2 separate regions of the Mus musculus genome follow, and region 2 is linked to region 1. Evidence: chromatin contacts called from ENCODE POLR2A ChIA-PET data. All regions are on one chromosome and are shown on one strand. The core of a region is the stretch at or near the end of the contact, and the rest is flanking DNA. Distances in the headings are between cores, read along the strand shown.

Evidence for each region. ChIA-PET counts read pairs that join two places held with the same protein, here RNA polymerase II (POLR2A).
Region 2: POLR2A ChIA-PET joins it to region 1 with 52 read pairs in Patski. The contact joins the promoter of Tuba1a here to the promoter of Lmbr1l in region 1. POLR2A ChIA-PET finds 5 or more read pairs at or near these places in 4 of 5 experiments (Patski and embryonic stem cell).

The regions. Positions count from the first base shown.
Region 1 is chr15:98,916,746-98,919,445 of GRCm38, forward strand. Lmbr1l (limb region 1 like) reads right to left here and starts at 1,353. Exons shown (of 17, transcript NM_029098.3): 1 at 1,105-1,353. The coding sequence starts at 1,176. Gm41396 (a long non-coding RNA gene) reads left to right here and starts at 1,224. Exons shown (of 5, transcript XR_001781764.2): 1 at 1,224-1,311; 2 at 2,168-2,277.
Region 2 is chr15:98,952,231-98,954,930 of GRCm38, forward strand. It overlaps Tuba1a (tubulin, alpha 1A), which reads right to left and starts at 1,271. Exons shown (of 4, transcript NM_011653.2): 1 at 1,221-1,271. The coding sequence starts at 1,223.

The DNA.
Region 1 (2,700 bases), core at 103-2,602:
GGTAGCCTAAAGCTCAGCCTGAGAAAAATGAAGAAAGACACCATCTGAGCCCTCCCCTTTATTCAGTAAGATCTCCTTCCACTCCTCCAAACCCTTCCCTTTTCATTTAGTATGTGCAGAGCTCTCTGGGAAAACAAAACAAAATAAAACAAAAAAACCCAGCAGACAAAGAGATTATCATTCAAAGCAGGCCCAAGGAAAATAGATTTCCCTAAGTCCCACGGGTGCTCCTACCCTAGAGTAGTACACTGCCGTATGGAAAGTTCAACTGCAATTCTAGATTAATGCTTAAAGAATAAGAAATACAGGCTAGATGCGCTCAGGATCACTGCGGACCCGGGACCCTCCCACCCCCACCCCACCCCACCCCACCCCACCCACACATGAGAACTCACACGGGATGGCTGGAAACCCAGTCTGAGTGTCAAACAAATTATCCGGAAGTCGTGCGGGGTGTGTGTCATTGTATTGGCTTGTGTTTGGCATGCTGCATGCCAGAGGCCCAGGATTCAATCACAGAAGGAATGAAAACAACCACTACTACAGGGGAGAGAAAACAGGCGGGGAAACCTCGGTGTTCCTCCATCTCCACTTCTTACAACCCCATCTCGTCGGACAGGACTTCTTTCTTCCTTAGTGGGAGGACCCACTACAGCTCCCACTTTTCCTTCGCCCCTCGCGCCACCATCGCATGTCCCCGGTTAACTGCTCAATGTGACCGAGTCTCCCTTCATTTCAACATCAACCATGGTTGCCCTTCATCTACTTTTAAGGGGGAACACGCACACTAACTTGTCCCGAAGCAAATCCATCCTTTTCCAGAGGATCAAACGCTCCACACTAGAGGACCCCCATCGCCAGGAACGCCCACGGGGGTGGAGTAGAAGGGGCGGGGGGAGGGGCGAGCGGCCGAGGAACGGAAACCCGGCGGCTTTGTTTACGGCTCAGGGACCCAGCCGACCCGACCGGGAGTTCACCGGCCCGGCCCCGGCGCTCGCAGGGGTCGAGGTGCTCCGGAGCCCAGGCAGCTGGACTTCCCGTCTCCATCGCGGCGCGCCCCTCCCACCTCGGCCCGGCCCCTTCCCGCCCAGGTCCCGGACTCACGATGCACTCGCGGACCCTGTCGTGGAACAGCTGTTCTCGCACGGATAGCACTTCGTAGTCAGCTGCTTCCATACTCTGCTCAGCATGACTGGGGCGGGGGTGTCTCCGGGCCCGGGGAGGACGAGCGGGGATGAGGCCGCCGCCGCCCGCCAAGCACCCGGACCCAGCCTAAGCGCCTCTCCTCGCTGCCCGTGACGGAAACTCAAGGTAATCTGGGGCTCAGATTCTGCGGTCGGACGCCCCGCCCTTAAAGGGGCAGGCCCCAGCCCGCCTAGTCTTAAAGGGCTCGGGTCCCCCTCGGTCCCCTCCCCTTTAAGGTGGGGTCACTCGCAAGCACGTTTCAACGCAAGTACCCGCCGCCCGGCTACGCGGAAGTGCCAGGCTTGGTGCCCAGTGACGACACAAGGCCTGGGCGGGTTTCTTCAGAGGAGCGGAACTTACTGGTTCCTCGTAGACTGTCGGTCATCGCTAGGAGTGCGCTGATAGGACATTCTGGGAAAGGAGGCGGGATGTTTTTGGCCTGTCGAAGCTGTTCTAAAACTAAGAGTCCTTGTGGTCCACGGCTGAGATGTGAGGGTTGGTTCCAGGATGTGTATCCGTCAGGATTTTAGTTTAAACGAATAAGGTTGGGATCAGGTCAGCCCGTCGAGAAGATGTAAGCACCACGGGGTCTTCTGAAGGGACGGCTGCCTGTAACCCAAAGGTCCATAGCGTTTTCTTTTCTTTTTCTTTATTTTTATTTTTGGTTTTTCGAGATAGGGTTTCTCTGTGTAGCCCTGGCTGTCCTGGATCTCACTCTGTAGACCAGGCTGGTCTCGAACTCAGAAATCCGCCTGCCTCTGCCTCCCAAGTGCTGGGATTAGTGGCTTGTGCCACCACTGCCCGATGCGTTTTTTTATTTGTTATTGGAGTTTCCCTGCCACTCCAGACAGCTTTCACACAGTTATTTTTGTGGAAGGCCTAGGGTATTAGAGAACAAATAGTTAAAAAACAAACCACAACAAAAACAAAAAAACAGGAGACTTTTTAAAAATGTCATGAAACTTTTGTTTTGTTGAGACAGGTCTTGCGATGCAAACCAGGCTACCCTTGAATTCTCAGCTTCCTAGTTGATTGCATGTATTACCAGGCCCAGGCTATCCCGAAACTGAGGAAATATCCCAGGGAATATTGGTGAGTGGGTTGAGTAAAACATTAACTCCCAAACATTAACTCCCTGCTATGTGCTGTTCTCTTTATAGCCTTTATCTAATTTTAATGTTTTAACATTTTAACGTTTTAACGTTTTAATTTGAAACTAGAAAATAGAGGTTGGCCCAGTCCTACTTTGAGATTCAGAAACCATCTGGGCATTGTGGCACACGTCTTTTAATTCAGCACTAGGAAGGCAGAAGCAGGTGGATCTATAAATTCATGGCCAGTCTGCCCTTTACATAATGTTTTAGGACAACCAGAGTAACATGGTGAGAATTTGTCTCAAAAACAAAATAAATACATCCCGTGTATACATTTATGTTTATATAGTTGGCCCTCTGCATTGTTGGGTTCTACATCTGTGGGTTCAGCTAATCTCAAACACAAAGCAAAAACCATTTG
Region 2 (2,700 bases), core at 21-2,520, 35 kb after region 1:
AGCCACACCCTTCTGCAGACAGACCCCATCAGTACTTTGGCTAGTCGACAAGCTAGACAAAGTCTGATTTCTGCATTGCCACGTTCTCTGTGCCTGGTGCTAGCCTGTGCTGTTACATTATTTAACAGAGAAAGCTCTATTTCCAGCAGCTGTCTATGCGATCTCTTTGTGCTGCTTTCATGGTCCCTCCTAACCCTGGCTGGGGCCATTAGCCTGAATTAATGAATTAGTGCACATTTATTAGAACAAAAGATGGTTGGGTGCAGAGTATAATTTTTTTCTTTGCAGAAAATCCATTGTTTTTTGAAGGTTTTCCACTGTATGGAATGGAAATATTCTTAAAGCAGGCTAAGTTAGAAACAATGAGCGCCAACATTTTTTAAAAAAACAAGTGAAAAGATAGCTAAATTTAAAAGTAGAAAATAATATTTTTATCCTATGAATCTCTACATACCACTAATATTTCATTCTATAGAGATACACGTCTGTTGTGGAGGGACTACTTTCATTGTCTGCGGGGGTGGGGGGCGGGGAAGGGCGTTTCCCTGGGTTCTGACCATCAGCGTACTCTAGGATTCACAAAGTGGGCTTTGTCATTCCCCAACCATCCAGCTCCCCTCCCCCCTCAGCGAGATGTCCCCGTTAAGCAAATCGTATTTTTGACAGCCCTGCAGACGAAACATCCCATGACTACAGTTCCACAACGATTTTTTTTAAAGTAAAAATAAAAATAATTAAAAAAAAAAAAACCGCTCGGAAGAGGCTTAGTGAGAACCAACCCCTCCCAAAACGCCACGGAAGCAAGAGACAAACAACCCCGCCCCTGCGCCTCCCTGACAGCGGCTGCCATGGATCCGACGCAAACTAAACATTTTCCTAGCGAAGTGGGGCGGTGTTTCTGGAGTTCGGGCTCGGCCGCCGCCCCTGCCCTCCTACAGCAGCGGACCCTCGATCCCCCACCCGTCCCCGGCGGTCCCCGTGGTCCCCTGCAGTCCCTGGCTCTGCCAGCGCTAGCTCATCGGCGCTGCCTTTGTTCTTCCCGGTCTGGGCGTTTCCGTGTCCCGCACTGCGGCGGCGGGACTCAAAGACTAAGATAAACTTAAAGCATGGAGACCACCCTTTCCCCGCAGAGGTGACCAAAGCCTTAGACGTTTCCTTGCAGATCTGGGGCGACTGACACCCACCCTCTATCTACCGAGAGCCGGGGAAGGCTTGCTCACCATGGTTGCTGCTTCGCGGCTGCCGGGTGGATGGCGGAGGCGAGGAGGAGGTGTTGCTTCTTACAGCGCGACTCTTAGGCGGTCGATGTAAGAGAACCTGCGGCACTTGGGCGGATGCGGCTCCTTATATACAGCTCTGTCACCATGGGGATGGGCCAGGGCCTTTTCCTGTTGGTCCAGACCCCTCTGTCTGCCCAGAGAAGCCGCGACAGGAGAGTGGTGATTGGTGCAAGCGACATGGTATGAGGTAATCTCTCCCCCACCCCTTCCCCCTAGCATCCGTAGACTTTGCATCCTTCAGACAAAGGCCGTGCAAAGGCAGCTAGCCGAGCATCCATTATGGGGTGGAGTTGGGGAGGGGTGGAAAGGGAAGAAAGAAAACTGGGGTTGGATGATTATACGTAGTTTAAACCTTAAACTGTATTTAAAAATCATCTAAGGTTTTTCCCAACACTTAATCACAGAATTTATGTTTAGAATCTTTTTGGAAAATTCCAGCTTTTCATTTTTAATATACTGAATTTAATTACGTTCTGTCAGAATTCAACATCTCTATTTGCTTTAAAAAGTAGCAGAAGATACGGGGGTGGTCAAAAAGGCGTGGCTGAATGTTTAGTTTCATAGTTATTGTATTATTGTTATTCTTTATTATTATTTGAGCAAAAGTCAGTACGAGTAGACCACGCCTGTGACCTCAACAGCACCTGGGAGTCAGAGGCAGGAAGACTTGCAGCTCAAGGTCATCTTAACTGGCCTTAGTGGTTTATTCCTGTGTATCCCAGCACTGGGAAGCCGGGGATTGCAGCTAATTTGTGCCCACCCTGGATATATAGTGTGATATCCTGTCTCAAAAACCAAAAGAAAAAGAAAGAAAGAAAGAAAGAAAGAAAGAAAGAAAGAAAGAAGAGAAGAGAGAAATAATATACAAAGTAGTACTTAATACTAGAGAGCTTTCTTTCTTTAGCTGTAATTCTCTCCCATCACCCCTCCGTGCCCGCCCCCCTACCCCACCCTACCTCACCCCAGAGCCTGTGTTATTTTGTCCCTAGAAATGAGCCATCCTTTCTAATATGGAATTCAGAAACTGTAAGGAGAAAGAATTGAGTTTAAAAACTAGCTCTTTGTGTGGGCTTGTATTTCTCCAGTCTTTTTTTTTTTTTTGGAGGGGGAGGGGTGATATCAAGTAAAAAATAACTGAGATGCCAAATTAAAAAGAGGAGCGTTTTATAATATAAAAGGAAACCATTTTGTGATGTTTTCATCCCCAGACAACTGTGCAGTGCCAGCCCTGCTGCAGTTTTATGTAGTTCCCTGAATTCTGTAAATAGCCCCTTCCGCAGCTGGGCTTCTGACTGTGGGAACTGTAGCTGCTCTCCCCAAGGCTGCTCAGCCAGAGACTGTGGTCCTTGCTCAATTGCCCCTTGGGACAAAAATGCCTTGCTTTCACTCCTAGGAAATAGATTACAGTGGCACTCTCTTG